Linked DNA regions of Homo sapiens: region 1 is linked to region 2. The links are chromatin loops, found by intact Hi-C in ENCODE. Cell type or tissue: heart right ventricle. All regions are shown on one strand. Each heading gives the region's core, and the rest is flanking DNA. Links, peaks and the distances in the headings are about the cores only.

Region 1 (10,264 bases), core at 744-8,743, 130 kb after region 2:
TAACCAGTCTCTACCAGATGCTGAGAATAGCTTAAACTTTCTTACTGTCTTATTTGAGCCTGGGGTGGTTTGTTGTAGGACCTTATCAACATAGATTTTTTGATAATTGATCTACTTTACTTCGATGTCTGAGTAAAGCTTTAACCTGGCCCTTAAACACCAAAAATGCTTTAGTGGGAGCTCTTGTTTTGGGAAAATGAAAAATTTCTGTGTCTATCAATCACGGAAAGTATTCCCCACTGGTTTGATTCTGAAATTCAATCATTGCCTATGAAAGTTAAAAACATTTTTTTTTCCCTGTAGCTAGCTTTTACTCTGTCTCTTTAAAATACCTTTTTTTGGAGGAGAGGTGGAGCAAGATATGTGTAACTATAGTTTTTTCTTTTTTTGCTTAGATGGTTTAAAGAATTCTGCATGTCATAGTTGACATTCCATCATTATCCTGTGTTCCACAGTCAAGGCCAAAGGTTAAAAATAAGTTCTTAAAGGAAACAAAATTAAAGCAAGAGGGAATTACCTCTGAATTGTTTTAGGGACTCCTAGCATTTTGCATGAGTTTCTGTTGGTCTGGAGAATAGAAGGAAGCATGAAAGGTTTCATTCCTTGCAAATCAAGTGAAACTGGCTCCTACCCTCTTCTTCAATACAAACATGAAACAGAAAAAGTAGACTGGAAGACCAGAAAGGGCACAGATTTTTATACCATTTTCATCAGGATTACTATGTTCATGTTATGGAACCAATTTGTAAGTTTTGGGTAACAGCTTAAATAGAAACCTATAGAACTGAGGCAACCTTCTGTTTCTCAAAGACAGATGGTGAAGCAACATTTATAAATGCTTTACAGTTAGAGAGCATATGCTCTCGTCCACTGTTTTTTGTCTTTGTGATCAAAGAAGGATTTGAGGAATTTCTTTTAAAAATCAGTCTGTACAATAACTGAGTACATTACTTTCAGATAATGGAGAATAGTCACACCCATTGTTTTCAGGGCCTCAGGGAATCCTAGAATGTGTGTCTTGTGGACTGTGTCATAGTTGGCTAGTTACAGTGGCAGTTACTAAAATCAAATCTGTTTCAATTAATAAAGAACTTGACAATGAAACTAACAAGACCCATTCTAAAGACGCCAGGAAAATAAAATAAAAACCCATATGTACTAGGAATTGTAAATAGAGAGGAAGCAGAAACAATGTAATTTGAATTATCTTATTAAAATTTTAAAATATTAAAATTTAACTAGTTTCTCTTATTCAGCTAGAGACGGTATAAAAACTTGGCAGAAGTGTGATTTTTGTCTATCTGCTGGCCAGAATAATACTATATAGATGGGATTTTGTAGGTTTTAGTCTCTCTACCCCGCTGTCTTCCAATATGTATGCAGAAAAAGTAAACATGATCCCTAACCTTTCTGAAACCTTCTTTACCTTCAGTCTACACATACATAGTCTTGGGCAAAGAGTTATCAGGTAAATTCCATGGAATCAAGAGTAGAGGCATATGTTGCTTTTCTTAATAGGAAAAACAGTGACTGTGTCCCCCTAAATAAAGTCATGATTCAATGAAAAGACAAACAGCCCAATTTTAAAAAAATGAGCAAAAGATTTGAACAGACATTTTCTCAAAAGAAATATGAATGGGCAATACACACATAGAAACATGCTCAGCAATTTTAGGCTTTAGGGATATGCAAATTAAGACCACAATGAGATACCACTAGAAAGGCTAAAATGAAAAAGACCAACAACACTAAATGTTGGTGAGACTGTGGAGCACTAGAACTTTTCATATTTTTAGTGGGAGTTCAAAATGGTACAACCGCTTTGAAAAATGGTCTGGCAGTTTCTTACAGAACTAAACAGACCACTACCTTGTTACCCAGCAGTTCTTAGGTATTTACCCAAGACAAATGAAGCATATCTCTGTCAATAGAAAAGCAGATGCCAGCCATGGTATGATTTTGAACAGCCAGTGGAATAAAAGAATAGGGACTATATCTGACCTTGCTGTTAGAGTAGTTAGGCAGATATGAGCGGGGCAGGAGAGGCCCCCCTCCCCCACAGGAATGTCAGGCAACCATCAGGTGATGGTCAGGTGGTTGTTAAACTGTCTCACTAACATACTAGTTGGTCACAGCTTGCACCAGGGAAAGCAGACTCCCAGTAGATAGAAAACACCTTAAGCTCTTAATCAGCAGCTTCCTTTTTTTTTTTTTGAGATGGAGTCTTGCTCTGTTGCCCAGGCTAGAATGCGGTGTCGTGATCTCAGCTCACTGCAATCGCTGCCTCCCGGGTTCAAGCGATTCTCCTGCCTCAGCCTCCCGAGTAGCTGGGACTACAGGCACGTGCCACCACGCCTGGCTAATTTTTTATATTTTTAGTAGAGATGGGGTTTCGCCATGTTGGCCAGGATGGTCTGGATCTCCTGACCTCGCGATCCGCCCGCCTCGGCCTCCCAAAATGCTGGGATTACAGGCGTGAGCCGCGGCACCCGGCCAATCAGTAGCTTCCTCATAGGATCTCAGGCGTTGGATGAGTGGGCTCAAACTTGCATGCTAAGAGACAAAATGGTGGAGTTTAGCTGGTGTATGACCTTCCTCTAGGAACACTCAATTGGTAAGGGAAAAATGCCTCAAATGAACATGTGCACAGCTTCAGTAAACACACTGTACATGCGGCCCTTCCCAAGTGCTGGCAGGCCACTGCACATGCGGACAGCCCACCCCAAGGAAAAACCAAGGGAGGAGAGACACAAACCTCAGCACCATGCCATTGTGTAAAAATCCCAAGTCAAGCGTCGGACAGGGTCCTCGGATCTCTCAAATTGCCCACTTGGCCCTCTTCCACGTGTACTTTGCTTCCTTTCATTCCTGTTCTCAAACTTTTTAATATACTTTAACTCCTGCTCTAAAACTTGCCTTGGTCTCATTCTACCTTATCCTCTCTGGCCAAATTCTTTCCTCCAAGGAAGCAAGAATCGAGTTGCTGCAGACCCATATGGATTCGCTGCTGCTAATGTTGCCATTTGGATTTTTTTTTCTTTTTAGAGTGTTCTAGAATGCATGCTTAGAGAAGGGAATGTAATCCTAGGACACCACTCAGCTCTGCAACAGTATAGCTCTGCAGTAATGAGTAAATGCTGTTTGTTGGTTTACTTTAAAGCTCTGCTACTGAATATATACAAATATACTGTTATATTTTCCTGGTAAAACCTTTTATTATACAATCACTTCTTTTTATTTCTAGCAATTCTTTCTTTTACAGTGTATTTTATCTGACGTTAATGTGGCTGCATTGCATGTCTTTTGGCTAGTATTTGCCCTGCTTTGCATCTTCTTTAATTCATTTACTTTCTACTTTTTCTACCTATGTCTTAGGTTTGTGCTTTATAAACAACAGGTGGTTAGATTTCCTATTTCTAGAAGTTTATTGAGATTCTCCCTCTACCACTGTCTCTACCAATTCCATTTTTTCCCACCTCTATTGGTTTGGAAGATAGAATCTCTCTCTCTTTTTTTTTTTTTTTAAGTGATTATACTTGGAATTTTAACATGTCTGTGTAACTAAGTCTAAAGTTAGCTACCACTTTACCCTCCTACTGAGCAATCTAAGGATGTTAGAATGTTTTTAACTCCAGTCACTTTCCTCCTGGCTTATGTGCATTTCCTTGATATTTTTGATATCTTTTTATTTTTCTTTTGAAGCTCCATTAACTAGATGTTATTAGTTATTCCATCCTTCTTTGTTTCTATTTACTTACATGTTTATAATTTTTTAACATACCACTTTCTTGTATAGCTCAAACCTTCCCTCGAACATTTCCCTCCTTCTTCAAGTAGATTCTCTTCAAGTACATTCTTTATTTAGCGAAGGTATTTGGTAGTGAACAATCTCAGTTTTCTGAAATATCTTTATTTTGCCCTCATTCTGGAAAGCTAGTTTCTTACTTTATTTTTTTAATAGACAGAGGGTCTTGCTTTGTTGCCCAGGCTGGTCTTAAACTTCTGGCTTCAAGCAGTCCTCCTGCCTTGGCCTCTCAAAGTGCTGGGATTACAGGCACGAGCCACTGCGCCCAGCAGTAACGCTAGTTTCACTGGGATCATGGACTCTTAAGAGCTAGAAGGAACTTCACTGATTATTTGACTCAGCCTTTTCCATTTCCAGAAAAGCCTGCCACCAGGCACAGAAAGAATACATGACTTCCAGAGTCCCTCGCTATATTGTCCAGACTGGTTTTGTACTCCTGGCCTCAAGTGATCCTCCCACTTCAGCCTCCCAAAGTCCTGAGATAATAGGCGTGAGCCACCGTGATCCCCTTTACCTTTTTCTTTTTTTTTTTCCTTTATTTCTTCTTAATAAAAAAAAAGTGGGGGGGATACATGTGCAGAGCGTACAGGTTTGTTACATAAGTATACGTGTACCATGGTGGTTTGCTGCACCTATTGACCTGTCCTCTAAGTTCCCTCCCCTCACCCCCCAACCTCTTCAAAAAAAAAAAAAAAAAACTATCAAAAAATGGTGGCCGAGGTTCAAAGCTCTCACCTTGGTTTTGTGATAAAGGTGGTTAATCTTTGGTGTTGGATTTCAAATTAGTCTGTTTACAGTGAGCAACAGTACAGCAGTTTTAAAAATCATGTTGAATCAGAAACATGAAGAAGGCAGCAGAGCTTTCTCTCCACCATGCACTTGGAGAAGGAAATGACTCGGCAGCATACTCCTCATGGCTAATATCCTTTAAGATTTTTCCAAAATCATGAAACCAGAACTTGAGAGCTTAAAAGGGACTTTAGAAGTCTACCAGTGGATAAGAGAGAAAAAAAAATCAAAAGGGAAATGGAATAAGCCAAACTAAAGGGCAGGATTCTTTTAGTTCTCAGCAGGAAACATATGTTTATCTGGAAAAGATTTTGGTTGGACAGGTTGTTTGTGTAAGAATCTTTTTTGTGAGGAAGGAAGATCAACCTGGGCTTGAAGGCTGGGGTGGGGGTAGAGAGAACAGTCCCTGAGCTTCAAGTAAATGAGAAAAATACACAGATTTTAAACAGAGGAGCCCTGCTTTCACGGGGATCATATGATCGTGCTATCAGCTTACTTTTAAGTTGTGATAATGTATACATACTTTATGAAATATGATTAAATGGTAACTTTAGTATTAGTGGCTACAAGAACAGAAACAGCAACTTTTAAAAAGATATGAAAAGATGTTTTGGGTGAAAGTAGTTGGCTGCGCAACACATAGAGTATAACATACATCATTAATTTAAGACTGTAGATGTACAGTATATATTTGGCATGTACACCAGGATTTTCAGTGATTATTGATGTAATAAGATTTATGATTTTTAAAAAGAAACTCTTCATGATAGTTTTCTGTACCACTTACATTTTCCATAGTGATCATCATATTGTCTTTATAAACAATGACAACAATAAATCAAAAAGAGAGATCTTACATGGTGCCTCTTCTCTGACAGCTGAGACCACATCATAGCTACGTTGTTCCCTTACATTGCATTTACATTACATTTAAAATGTTATCAGGAGGACAGAGGCTCATGAATGAGACATGTTCTCTCCAGTTAAATTTAGTAAAGAAGAATCAGAGAAAAATCTCCAGATAACTGGAAAATGTTTACATTTTCAAGTATATAAAACCAGGATACATTATCTTGTTTAAGCTTGGAGTTGACAATAATACCATTTTGAGATGTTTTTCAGATAGAATGACAGTGAGAGTCATAGTGGGGTTGCACCTCCACATGATGCAACCCAAATGTGATGGAACAGAAACATTTTTCTTCATCATCCTGAAACCGAGCAGTGATGATCCGCTGAGGAATGTTTAATTTTCATGTATTAAAAAATGAAGAATGTCTGACCTACTGTTAATGAGAAAAAAAAACACCAAAAAGGAAGAAAGAAGAAGTGGCAGCTAAAAGCCTTTTTATGGATGACGTCAATAGAGGAAAATGAAATATTCATAGAATCACAGCAAGAGAATAGGAATTCTGAACATTTTTGTAGAAGGAAACTGTAGGATTCTTGCAATTGATAGTAGGACAGGAGGGAATTTCCATCCTTATGTGTGCAGAAAGGAGTAGACACAGTGAAATTTGAAGACTATTGTAAACATTTTCTACTTCACTTCACCTTGAAGAAGTCTACAGAAAGCATATATGGCATAGCTGGGCAGAGTGGCTCATGCCTGTAATCTAGCACTTTGCGAGACCAAAGAGAGAGGATCACCTGAGCCCAGGAGTTTGAGACCAGCCAGGGCAACACAGTGAGACCCCAACTCTACTTTTTAAAAGATTTTTTAAAAGCATATATGGCAGTTAAATTTCAGTGAGAAATCAGGACCAGGGTAAATGTAAATACATTACTATAGCAGATAAATAAATATGGATGCCCCACCCATATTTCCTTTCATCCCACAACAGAAAGCTGGAAATGCTGAAAAATTAATACCTCCCACCCCTGAAGCAGCCATCAGCCAGTGAGGAATGGGAGCCAGAGGATAAATAACCCAACTTCCTCACCCGCTGAGGGTGTTCAACCAGGTCCTTGAAATTCCCGACAGGAATCGAGCCTCAGTTGCCCACCCTGGAAACCTGCTCAGTAATACGCTTATCGTTGGTTTCCTTCCCTTTCCTGTCTCACTTCTGTAATCCCCTGGTGCATCTGGGGGTTCCTTCCCGAATAAACTACTTGCAACTTAAGTCCCTATCTTGAACTCTGCTCCTGGGGGAATCCAAACAAGAACAGGTGGAGACAGAGTAGAACAAGGATAAGCAAAGCAAGAGAGGAGATCTGAAGACGTCTCTAAGGTTGTTTGAGTGACTCCAAGGATAGTGGTACAATTAGCTAGGAGAAAGAGAGGGTGGAGGAGGCCGAGAAGAGGGTTCAGCCCAACAAATGCCAAGTTTTAGGTAGCTTGGGGATACCTTGAAGAGATGCTGACAAGCTACTTAGAAATAAGTTTATTAGCTAGAAGCCGGAGCTGGCCAGGCACAGTGGTATGCACCTGTAGTCCCAGCTACTCTGGAGGCTCAGGTGGGAGGATGGCTTGAGTCCAGAAGCTGTTTGAGGTCAGCCTGGGCAATGTAATGAGACCTCATCTCAATATCAACAAACCTTATCTCAATATAAATGAATGAATGAATGAATGAATGAATGAATGAATGAAACCAGAGCTATAGCTGTATATTTGGGAATCCTCAGTGTACAGGCAGTTGATGAATGAACATCCAGAAAGACTAGAAGCATGGTATGCAGGGAACCTTGGAGCATACACATATTTAAAAATTGGGTGGAGGAGAAAAGCCAGTGAAGGAGACTAAGAAAGACGATTATAGAGAGAAGAACCAGAGCTGTTATTGGAGCCAAGGCCTCTTTCTTCAAGGACTGAGAAGGGGAGAGTTTGTACTTTGGAGTTTGCACAGATCACAGACATGAAAAAGGAAAGATGATGATGAGTGGAAAATGGGAGGTCAGGACTCTCCTCCCATCCTGATGTGGCAAGAGGCTTTTCTCATGGTTCTGGATGGAACTTTGGCCCTGTTGCAGATGCTCACATGCAACGTTCTGTTCTAATCACTGTTCTGCTGGCAGAGGAGGCTGGAGTGATGAGTGAGCATGGGCTCAGCTTGCGTGGATGCTATGAGCCGTAGGTCCTACTCAAGAGAGTCAGTCTAGTAACAAATTATTTTCCTCTCCTTCTTTTGCCATCCCATTTAGTTTGCAGGATGGTTGGTGTTTGTGTGGGCTGAGATTCCTCAGAGGGAACCAAAGCCCTGAGAAACATGTGTAGCAGCTGTTGATTTGGGTCTCCACAGTGAGATCCGGGTCTAATACAGTGAGTCCAACCACTTTATCTGAGTTTGGAAATAACTATGAGTACATAGTTAAGCTGTTTTCAAAAAACACAGAGGATTCTGTACTGCTAGTGCCATTGAGGGGGCTTTTGCTGCCATTTATTTTCAACTTATTTTTTTGAGGTGGAGTCTCACTCTGTCGCCCAGGTTGGAGTATAATGGCGTGATCTCAGCTCACAGCAACCTCTGCCTCCCAGGTTCAAGCAATCCTCCTGCCTCAGCCTCCTGAGTAGCTGGGATTACAGGTGCCCGCCACCAGGCCTGGCTAATTTTTGTATTTTTAATAGAGATGGGGTTTCACCATGTTGGCCAGACGGTCTTGAACTCCTGACCTCAGGTCATCTGCCCGCCTCAGCCTTCCAAAGTGCTGGGATTACAGGCATGAGCCGCCACACCCGGCCTTGCTGCCATTTTTAAATACCAAAACCTTTTGTTGCAGTCTTTGTCACAGGTGCTGGCACAAAATTCCTGGTACCTTCTCCCTGCTCTAATTCACCAAGTTCTCCTTCCTCTTTTCCAAAGACTACTAACATGGAAGTCTTCCTTAATTAGTTACAGGACTATATCTGCAACTCCTGTGATTTATTCGCTCAGTGCCCGTGTCACTGTCACCCACTGGTGGGGTGTGCTTGTTGTAAATACCCATTTAAATGTTTACATTTTCAAGTATATAAAACCAGGATTGTAAAATACCGTTGTATTTCCAGTTGTAAATAGCCGTTTAGTTAAGTTAGGCATTTGTTTATCACGCGTCCTAATCTCTGTTTGTGTCGTTACTGTCTCAGAGATCATCATCATCTGTGTTTACATTTTTATGCATCATTCTTTATGCAAGTAGTTCTTATTCAGTGTTTTTGATGATGTTAAGCAAAATTCTGTTGCTACCTTACCTCATTACCTTCCCGGGATATATTTTGCAGATATAAACCAATAATATTTTCTGGTTCTTTCTTGACTAGTAGCTTTTGGTTAACTCTAAGGTTTTTCTGTTTGTTTTTCTCACAGTTGTTTTCTCCCACGTGTACAAATGATAAAACAAATTATCTCAGGAAGAAGAAAAAAGACATTTGATAGTATATCCAGTAGTTCAACAATAGTCAACGGAGTCTGGTGTCCTCACTTCTGTCATTGGCTGCTTGACCTCACTTAACCTTCCTGTTAGTTTCTGTTTCCTCACTAGAAAATTTATTACTTTCTAGGGATACCAGGAGACCTGGTGTTAATAAAGGGCACAGTGCAGGGTGTGTGGAAGATTTTAGTGTCAGTTCTAGCACAAGCTAGCTAAATGTGTCTCGGGGTACATTAACTTCTCTAGGCCCCAATTTCCTAGGTATTCATTCTTCTTCTAGACAATAGACAGTTGAATTAAAAAATCCTTTCTATCGACCAGGTGCAATGGCTCACACCTGTAATCCCAGCAGTTTGGGAGGCCGAGGCAGGAGGATCACTTGAGCCCGTGAGTTTGAGACCAGCCTAGCAACACAGCAAGACCCTGTCTCTTAAAAAAAAAAATCCTTTCTATTCCTAGAACTCTAGGGTAGTGTGAAGTAAGGGTTTTCACAGTTACACTAGGTAAGTTACTACCTGTCGGGTACTTCTCTAATTATGCTGTGCTTATTAACTTATCAAGTCCTCAAATGGCCCTATGAGGAACATATCCTTTATGTTCTATAGATGAGGAAACTGAAGCATTGGATGTTAAACAACTTGCCCAGGGCCACCGAGCTTATAAGGGAAGAAGCCGTCTGCACACCCCAGGCTCCAGATTCCACAGCCTCAACCACCAAACTCTCTTGTCTGTCGTCATATAGAAGGCTGTTCTGTTTTCTCAGTGTAGCCCCCTTAAAGATAAGCCACAGTAAACCACAGTGCTTTTGATATTAGGCAAATTAAACTTGAGTTCAATCGTATGTTACACTGAATCAAAGTTATATTCGCTGTGCATTTTACGCCAGTAATTCTGGAAACTAAAAAGTGCCATGCCAGAAATTTTCTCTGATTTAATTTGCTTACAATCATTTTAAAAATGAGGAGCTGTGATCCACGCTTTTGCCCCAGGTTGGAATATTTTAGAAGTACTTTCAAATATATATTTCTGCTGCTGGGATATAAAACCATAAATTCGAGCAGATAGAACAAAAGACCAAAGAGGATGATGTATTTACTGTTTTTGAGTTAAAGTTACAACAGTTTACAGAATCACAGCAACCGAGAATAGGAGTTCTCAGAGACATACTCCTCATCCACAGAAGCCTCACATGACCAACACAAGTTTCAGTCCAGTGCAACTTTTTGCAAATGAAAACTTACCCTGGGGTTGTTTGGTGACTCCTAGTCACATGTGCTTTCTAAAGTTCTCAAAACAAGCATGGGGTGACAGTCCAGTTTTATG
Region 2 (10,264 bases), core at 1,436-9,435:
AAATCGTTGTTTATTCTGCAGATACTAGGTGAAGTATTCTCTATTTATCAATTAGGTTAAGTTGGTTGATAGTGTTCAAATCATTTATATTCACATATCTATGTCTAGTTCTACAAAGTACATGTAGGTGAATTAAAAATGTTCAACTGTGATTACAGATTTGTATATTTGTTCCTTCAATTTTTTTTTTTTTTTTTTGAGACAGGGTCTCACTCTGTCATCCAGGCTGGAGTGCAGTGGCATGATCTGATCACAGCTCATTGCAGCCTTGACCTCCTGAGTTCAAACAATCCTCCTGCCCCAGCCTCTCGAGTAGCTACAGATGCTACAGCTACAGATGTCTATCACCATGCCCACCTAATTTTAAAATTTTTTTGTAGAGACAGGATCTCACTATGTTGCCCAGGCTAGTCTCGAACTCCTGGGCTTGAGCATTCCTCCCACCTTGGCCTCCCAAAGTTCTGGGATTATAGGCATGAGCCACTGTGCTGGGCCTGTTCCTTTAATTTTCATATCTTGCTTCTTATACTTGAAGCTTTTTAGTCACATAAACATTTATATTTTTTATGTCTTCATGATGAAATGACCATTTTTCATTAAGGAATGTCACTCTTCAACTTTGATAATTCTTTTTGACTTGAAGTTTGTTTTGTATAATAATAGTATATCAATACCAGGTTTCTTAGATTTGCTTGGTCTATGTTTTCCCTTCCTTTTACTTTCAACCTATCTGGATCTTTAAAATGCATTGCATCTCATGCCAAAGCTCTTACTTGAATCTTGCTTTTTATTCATCCTTGCAATCTTTTTCTTTTCTTTGGACTGTTTAGTTCATTTATATTTAATATAATTATTGATTTGGTAGGATTTAAGTCTATCACCTTGCTATTTGTTTTCTGCTTGTCTCATTTTTTGTTTGTTTCTCATTTCCTCCTTCATGGCTTTATTTTGGTTTATACAATATTCTTAGTATTCTAATTCATTTATTGATTTTAAAGTTATATGTCTGTATTTTTTTTTTTTTATGGTTGCTATAGGGCAGCATTCTCCAACTAAATGTTCTTTAGTAGTGAAAATGTTCTATGTCTTTCCAATATGGTAGACACTGGCTACCTGTGACTGTTGATACCTTGAAATATGGCTAGTACAACTGAAGACTGAAATTTAAATTTTATTTATTTTTAATTAATTTAAGTTTAAATTTAGTCACTTGTGGCTACTGACTACCATAGTAGTCAGCACAACCTTAACAGTCTGTTTAGAGTTAATATTATACTACTTCATGTGAAATGTAAGAATCTTACAATAGTACAATTTTGTTAACTCTGTCCTTTTTTTCTTTCTCCAAAAGCATTGCTTAAAATAAACACACACACACACACACAAACAAAACCCTCTGTCCTTTTTTGTTATTGCTGTCATGTATTTTACTTCTACATGAATTGAGAGTCCTACAATATATTTGTCTTTAAATAGTCTGTTTTAAAAAAATGAGAAGAAAAAAGTTCTTTATATTTACACGTCTACTTACCATTTCTGGTGCTATTTATTACTTTCTGTAGTTTAGATTTCCCTGTGCTATCATTTTCCATCACCACCGCCCCCAATTCTTCTATTAGTATTTAATATAGTTTACAATGAATCCTCCCAGCATTTGTTTATCAGAAAATGTCTTTTTTGTTTTCATTTTTGAGAAAATGTTAGAATTCTGGCCAGGTGTGGTGGCTCACACTTGTAATCCCAGCACTTTGGAAGGCTAAGGCAGGAGGATTGCTTGAACCCAGGAGTTCAAGAACAGTTTGGGCAACGTAGCTGAGACCCCATCTCTAAAAAAAAAAAAAATTAGTTGGACATAGTGGCATACACTCGTAGTCCTAGCTAATTGGGAGGCTGAGGTGAGAGGATCACTTGAGCTTAGGAGGTTGAGGCTGCAGTGAGCTGTGACTGCATCACTTCACTCCAGTCTAGGCGACTGAGCCAAACAAGGTCTTAAAAAAAAAAAAAAGCTGGGTTGCTCTATTCTTTCAGTACTTTAATGGCATCATTCCATTTCTTTTGGCCTCCACTGTTTCTAGTAAGAAGTCAACTGTGATTCATAGCATTGTTCCCCTTATGTCATTGACTTTTTTTTCTGTTTCAACATTTATTCTATATTTTTGGTTTTTAACCTTTTGACTACAGTGTAGCTGGTGTGTTTTCTTTCTTTATTTTATTTTTTGTATTTATTCTGCTTGGAGTTTGTTGATTCTTCAATCTGTAGGCTGATGTTTTTCACCAAATTAGAGAATTTTTTTAAAAATTTCACTCTACCCCATTTTCTTTTTCCTTTCTTTTACTGAGACTCTAATTATTATTATCTTTTACTTTAGAGATAGGGTCTCACTCTGTCCAGCACGGGCTGGAGCACAGTGGTACAATCAGAGCTCACTGCAGCCTTTACTTCAAGGCTTAAGTGATCCTCCCACCTCAGCCTCCCAAGTAGCTAGGACTATAGACATGTGCCACCATGCCCAGCTTTTTTTTTTTTTTGGTAGAGATGGGGGTCTCACTGTGTTGCTCAGGCTGGTCTTGAACTCCTGCCTCAGCCTCCCAAAGTGTTGGGATTACAGGTATGAGCCACCATGCTTAGCCTTAGGACTCCAATTATATATATACTAACTTTGCAGGGTTGTTCCAGAGTTCACTGAGGCTGTTTATATATTTTTTCCAATCTTTTCCTTTCTGTTATTAAATTATATAATTTCTATTGCTCTCTGTTAGAGATAATTCACCCATCCTTTTGCCATCTCCAAACTGCTCTAACCATCGAATAAATTTTACATTTCAGATATTTGCTTTTTATTTCTAATATATCCATTTGGTTTATTTCTTTGCTGATCATTCTCATCTGTTTAATCACATATTCATCTTTTCCCATGCATCCTTACATATATTTATAATAGCTGTTTTAAAGACCTCATCTGCTAATTCCAACATTTGGGTCATCTTGGATTCTGCTTCTATTGACCATGTCTTATTTTGATTATGAGTCACATATTTCTGCTTCTTTACAGGTACAATATTTTTTAACCTCCTGTTGAATATTGTTATAAAGGAGTTACAGAGAGTCTGGATTATGTTATCTTCTTTTAAATGGTGTTGAGGTTTATTCTATCAGGCTATTAAACTACTAAAAAATCCTCTTGATCTTGCTAGGCTTTGTTTTGTTATGTATTATTATTATTTATTCTATGTCAGTTTTATCCTTAGTCCTGAGACATGGCCCTTTGTCTGGGACATGGTATTTACTCCTAAGGTCTATCCTCTTTAGAATTTCAATTGAATGGATGAGGTGCTTAGTAAGGTCTCTCCATTTAGGCTGGGACAGTATTCCAGTGTTTGCAGTACTGCACAGTCTATGATATCTTGGCCCAGTTCTCTTGTTCATAGCAACCATTCTCTGCTAGGCCTCATTAAGTCCTATCCTGCACATGGGCTACACAGGAATGCTTGTGAAATCTTCTTTGTCCTCTTCTTCTGCATACTCCTTTCTTTGTGGTATTCTGTCTTACAAATTTCAGGGATGACAACTACTCTAAACTTTTATCTAGATTTCTTCAGCTCAGCAAGACTTCCATACTTCCTTGGATTCCACTTCCTTTTAGTCTACTTGGTGTCCCCAGACAGAAAGCTGAAGAGGACGTGCAGATCACATTGTGTTTCCTTTCTCTCAAGTATCACTGCCCTGCAATGTTTGTTGTCAAATGTCTAGAATCAGTTATCTTGTGTATTTCTAGTTGTTTCTAGTGGGAGGATGTGTCTGGCATTAGCTACTATCTATGGCCATAAGTGAATGTCCTCTGATGTATGTTTTGGTATATTGTCTACAACTTAATAACGTACGAAAACACACAATCACATTTTTCCTTTTTAAATTTAAAGATCTGTCTTTCATTACTGTATTAGGCCACTACTCTTCATGATTATAGATATTCTTAATGTAACTTCAATAACCATTAGTTTGTTGAAGTTCCTTTAAATGACTGTAATTAACATTTCTAAATTATAATTATTAATAATTAATGTGAAATATACATCTGTACGACTCATTGCAGCTTTTACCAAACACTGAAAAGACATTTTTAAAGAGTTTAACACAAGATTTGGGTATAGAACAAAGTATATTCTAATATGCTTCTATTTTTTTAAAGTGAGATAAAATAAAATTTCAAGACAATAAAATCATCTATACAAACCTTGTTCACTGGTACAAGATTTAACTTGTAATTTTCTTAACAACAACAGGGCCGGGTGCAGTGGCTTGTGCCTGTAATCCCAGCACTTTGGGAAGCTGAGGCAGGAAAATCGCTTGAGGCTAGGAGTTCAAAACCAGCCTGGAAAGCATAGCAAGACTCTGGTCTCCACTATAAAAACAATAACAACAGTAAATAACTTTTTTTCCTACTGGTTATAATTTCACTGGCACATCAAAGAAAATTCCAGAAACAAACTTGTCACAGACATTGTATTTCTAAGAAAGGTGATATATACATCATCAACAACAGCATAATTTATATGTTTTACTTTATTGTTTAACAAACCATATCAAAGCAATCTAAACAATAATGCTGTTTAAATCAATCAATCAGATAAGGCCTATTGATCCAGTAATTTACTTGAGATAGGACCCGCTCTGGGAGCCTCTAGCCTTACATTCTGAAGACCCAGAGAATGTGTAATAAAAAACATGCAGATACTCAGCTCTGATTCTGGCTCCTCATCTGTAAAATAAAGGTTTGGTCTAGAGTTCTCTAGCATATCTTCAAATGGACCCATTTTTCCTGTGTTCGTCTGGCCCATCTTATTACAATGCTGTTTTTTTGTTTTTTATCATAAAACATTCATTCTATACATTTATTTTCATCTCAAAGTAATGATGGCCATATTTCTGTGTGATTATAACAATCTTCAAATAACTATAAATGGGAACAAAAATAAACATGCAGCTAAATGCCAGGTAATTTTATTTTATTATTTTTGAGTGAGACAGGGTCTCGCTCTGTCACGCAGGCTGGAATGCAGCAGTGCAATCAGGGCTTACTGTGACCTTGAAGTCCTGAGCCCAAGCAATCCTCCCACCTCAGCCTTCTGAACAGTCAGAACCACAGGCACACATCAGCACACCTGGCTAATTTTTAATTTTTTTTTGTAGAGATGGGGATCTCACTATGTTGCCCAGGCTTGTCTTGAACTCCTGGCTTCAAGTTATCCTCCTGCCTTGGTCTCCCAGAGTGTTGGGATTACAGGCATGAGCCACTGTGTCTGGCCCCAGGTAATTTGAAAACTTAAAATGTGTAACAATTATTCTATAAATATAATGCATTGAGTCTCTGATTGCTATTACATAAATGGACCAAAACTAAGAAACATAGCTTGTGCATTTACGTGGAAATATAGATGCTAGAATGATATCACTGCCTGCCACCAGTTATCTAAAACGGAGTCCAAGTTTTTAAAGTCATTTCCTAACTAATGTTAACAAGCACAGGTGTTTCCTGATTTCAGTTGTTCGGACTCTTAAAATGAGTAACTCAGGGAAATGTGTAAAATTCCTTTGTTGACTTCCTTTCTCCTGTATCAAGCCCAAGTTTCATCTTAGTACTCAGTGTGGTTTTTATATTATCACACCCATTGTACCCATGAGCTTATCATCTGCCTTTATTTTTGTTATACTCACCAGAGCACTTGTGTCTTTCTTGCTACTTGTGTTATTTTTCAAGTGTTCCTCCACATATATGTGTGTGTATGTTATATATTATTTTTTATTTATTTTTTGAGACAGAGTCTCGCTCCATTGCCCAGGCTTGAGTGCAGTGGTACAAACACGGTTCACTGCAGCCTCAAACTGCTGGGCTCAAGTGATCCTCCCACCTCAGCCTCCCGAGGAGCTAGGACTACAGGCATTTGCCACCACACTGGGCCTAGTTTTAAATTTTTTGTAGAGACAGAGTCTCACTATGTTGCCCAGACTGGTCTTGAATTCCTGGCCTCAAGCAATCCTCCAGCGTCAGCCTCCCACAATGCTGGGATTACAGGCATAAGACATCACGTCCAGCCTCCTGCATATTTAGAATCTCAGTTTAAGTGATTATATTTGGACTAAAAGAATATGTCAAAAATTCTACCTCTGAGCGGGGCACCATGTCTCATGCCTATAATCCTAGCACTTTGGGAGGCCAAGGTGGGAGGATCACTTAATATCTGGAGTTCAAGACCAGCTGGGCAACATACCGAGACCCCGCCTCTACAGAAAAATACAAAATTAGCTGGGTGTGGTGGCACAAGCCTGTAGTTTCAGCTATTCAGGAAGTGAGGTGGGAGGATCACTTGAGCCTGGGAGGTCGAGGCTGCAGTGAGCCGTGATTGTGCCGGTGCACTCCAACCTAGCTGACAGGAGTGAGACCCTGTCTCAAAAAAAAAATTACCTCTGATTTGAAGGTTCTCTGCAAATGGCAGGGTTGAGCCCCCTGCATAGTCATGGATCTGTGGCAGGGGCCAAAGGATGAGGTGAATAGGAGGGGATCTGTGGCAGGCAGGAAGGATAAAGCAAATGGAAGGGAAAGTGAGCAGCAGGATGAGGCAGAGCTGATAACATTAATACAATGCTGCAGGGCTTTGCAATGCGCTTTAAATTCAGTTTCTCATTTAATTCTGTGCAATTATATGATTTGTCCAAGGCCATCTAGCAATTTTGGGAGGATGCAAACCAAAGTCTTTGAAAGCTATTGTCTCCTATGCCTAGGGTTCTTAAACTTGAGAGAAGAAAAATCACCCAAATTTGTCAAATATTGTCAAATCCCAATATTTGGATCATCTAACTCCCCATGCCACCCCAAAAGGTCATGAATGGAAGATCTGAATTACCTTGCTATTACCTACTGGCTTCTAGAACTAAAATTATGTTGACTACTTTATTAGTCCATACTGCTATAAAGAACTGCCCGAGACTGGGAAATTTATGAAGAAAAGATGTTTAATTGACTCGCAGTTCCATATGTCTGAGGAGGCCTCAGGAAACTTACAATCATGGCAGAAGGGGAAGCAGGCACATCTTACATGGTGGCAGGCAAGAGAGAGTGCAAAAGGGAAAGAACCCCTTATAAAACCATCAGATCTCATGAGAACTCACTCACTATCACAAGAATAGCATGGAGGGAACCGCCCCCCCTCCGTGATCCAATCACTTCTCTCCCTCAACAAAACACATGGGGATTACAATTCGAGATGAGATTCGGGTGGGGCACAGAGCCAAACCATATCATTCCATCCCTGGCCCCTCCCAAATCTCATATCTTTTCACATTTCAAAACCAATCATGCCTTCCCAACAGTCCTCCAAAGTCTTAACTCATTTCAGCATTAACTCAAAAGTCCACAGTCCAAAGTTTCATTTGAGACAAGGCAAGTCCCTTCCGCCTATAAACCTGTAAAATAAAAAACAAGTTAATTCCTTCCAAGATACAATGGGGGTACAGGCATTCGGTAAGTACACCCATTCCAAATAGGAAAAATTGGCCAAAACAAAGTGGCTACAAGCCCCATGCAAGTCCAAAATCCCGCGGGGCAGTCATTAAATCTTAAAGCTCCAAAATGGTCTCCTTTGACTCCATGTCTCACAGCCAGGGCACACTGATACAAAGAGTGGGCTCCCATGGCCTTGGGCAGCTCCACCCCTGTGGGTCTTCAAGGTACAGCTCCCTTCCTGGCTGCTTTCGAGGTGTTGGTGTTGAGTGCCTGTGGCTTTTCCAGGCACCTGATGCAAGCTGTAGGTAGATCTACCATTCTGGGGTCTGGAGGATGGTAGCCCTTTTCTCACAGCTCCACTAGGCAGTGACCCAATGGGGACTCTGTGTGGGGGCTCCAACCCCACATTTGCCTTTGCAGTGCCCTAGCAGAGGTTCTCCATAAGGGCTCTGCCCTAGCAGCAAACTTCTGCCTGGACATCCAGGCATTTCCATACATCTTCTGAAATCTAGGTAGAGGTTCTCCAACCTCAATTATTGACTTCTGTGCACCTGCAGGCCCAACGCCAAGTGGAAGCTGCCAAGGCTTGGGGCTTGCACCTTCTGAAGCAACAGCCTGAGCTGTATGTTGGCCCCTTTTAGCCACAGCTGGAGCTGAAGCAGCAGTGCATGGGATGCAGGGTGCCATGTTCCAAGGCTGCACAGAGCAGAAGGGCCCTGGGCCTGGCCCATGAAACCAAGTTTTCCTCCTAGGCCTCCAGATCTGTGGTGGGAGGGGCTGCTGCCAAGATCTCTGTGACATGCCCTGGAGACATTTTCCCCATTGTCTTGGCAATTAACATTTGGCTCCTTGTTACTTATGCAAATTTCTGTGGCCAGCTTGAATTTCCCCCCAGAAAATGGGTTTTTCTTTTCTATTGCATCATCAGGCTGCAAATTTTTCAAACTTTTATGCTCTGCTTCCCTTTTAAACATAAATTCCAATTTCAGATCGTCTCTCTCAACTTCAGAGGCAAAATGCCATCTGTCTCTTGGCAAAAGGATAGCTCCAGTGTTCAATAAGTTCCTCATCTCCATCTGAGACCACCTCAGCCTGGGCTTCATTGTCCATATCACTACCAGCATTTTGGCTCCAACCATTCAACAAGTCTCTAGGAAACTCCAAACTATCCCATATCTTCCTGTTTTCTTCTGAGCCGTCCAAACTGTTCCAACGTCTGCGTGTTACCCAGTTCCAAAGTCACTTCCACATTTTCAGGTATCTACAGCAGTGCCCCACTCTTGGTACCAATTTACTGTATTAGTCTGTTTTCACACTGCTACAAAGAACTGCCTGACACTGGGTAATTTATAAAGAAAAGAGGTTTAATTGACTCACAATTCCACATGGCTGGGGAGACCTCAGGAAACTTATTTCGGTTGGTGCAAAGTAATTGTAGTTTTTGTAAATGTAATTGTGTTTACCTTTAATGGCAAAAACTGCAATTACTTTTGCACCAATCTAATACAATTATGGTGGAAGAGGAAGCAAGCAAGTTCATCCTACATGGCAGCAGGTGAGAGAGTGTGCAAAGGAGAAAGAGCCCCTTATAAAATAATCAGATCTCACAAGAACTCACTCACTATCATGAGAACAATGTGAGAGAAACTGCCCCTATGATCCAGGGTGGTTGACATGTGGGGATTAGAGGTCCCTTGACATGTGGGGATTACAGGTCCCTCCCTCGACATGTAGGGATTATAATTCAAGATGAGATTTGAGTGGGGACACAGAGTCAAGCCATATCAACTACATAGTGGGATTTTATTAAATTAGTACTGAAAAGAAGCAGTACCTTAATTTACCTACTTTACTTGTCCAGCATTTTGAATAAACATTTGCTAAATTTCTGTGTTCAAAACAAATGATTCTTGTGCTTCAGCTTCCTAAGCAGCTGGGATTACAGGCATGTGCCACCATGCCTGGCTCATTTTTGTATTTTTAATAGAGATGGAGTTTCGCCATGTTGGCCAGGCTGGCCAACATATTTTACACCAAATAGGGTCATGATGAATTACAGTTTGATAGCCTGCTTTTTTCACTAACAATATATTGAGAAAGTCTACAATGGCTACTCTAGTAAATAGCTATGGCTACATCCTGGTAAAATAGTCAATTTAAAGTGAAGCTCTCCATATTGGTCCATTTTCATACTGCTATGAAGAAATACCCGAGAATGGGTAATTTTTTTTAAAAAGAGGTTTAATGGAATCTCAGTTCCACATGGCTGGGGAGGCCTCTCAATCATGGCAGAAGGTGAAGGAGGAGCAAAGGCACGTCTTACATTATAGCAGGCAAGAGAGTGTGTACAGTGGAACTGCCCTTTATAAAACCATCAGATCTCATGAGATTATTCACCATCACAAGAACAGCATGGGAAAACCTTCCCCCATGATTCGATTACCTCCCACTGGCTCCCTCCACAACATGTGGGGATTATGGGAGCTACAATTCAAGACGCGATCTGGGTGGCACACAGCCAAACCATATCACTCTCCCCCCGCCTCCCACAGCTATGAAAAACATAACTAAGAAGGCCTGAGTGACCTCCTTAACATTAAGATCATTTGAATTGATAATAAACATTTTGTGTATTAAATTTTATCACTATAAAAACTATTCAGTTCAAAGGCTAAAAGAGTGTGTAGAGGTTTTCATAAGTGACCTAAAGGCAATTCCAAAGGATTTTGAAAAATCCAAGTATGATGCCCAAGGACAAGAAT

What was found. A loop is a pair of places that touch in the nucleus more often than their neighbours do. Peaks named below come from ENCODE experiments on the same cell type or tissue, not always from the same donor. Only the 100,000 strongest peaks of a DNase experiment are listed, where the experiment ranks them.
Region 1: it touches region 2 in a loop (2.5-fold over the local background); 14 of 110 quality-filtered maps call a loop at or near these places.

What each region holds. Positions count from the first base shown.
Region 1 is chr14:61,428,559-61,438,822 of GRCh38, forward strand. All of the region lies in intron 2 of PRKCH (protein kinase C eta), which reads left to right. Among named protein-coding and RNA genes, the nearest start is that of PRKCH-AS1, 110 kb to the left of the region's middle. In heart right ventricle, for the core only: no CTCF peak of the experiment used is centred there; no DNase peak of the experiment used is centred there; H3K27ac peaks cover 5,773 bases.
Region 2 is chr14:61,302,833-61,313,096 of GRCh38, forward strand. PRKCH-AS1 (PRKCH antisense RNA 1) reads right to left here. Exons shown (of 5, transcript NR_186042.1): 2 at 4,236-4,403. It also overlaps a transcript of PRKCH not described here. Among named protein-coding and RNA genes, the nearest start is that of PRKCH, 14 kb to the right of the region's middle. In heart right ventricle, for the core only: no CTCF peak of the experiment used is centred there; no DNase peak of the experiment used is centred there; H3K27ac peaks cover 2,835 bases; H3K27me3 peaks cover 600 bases.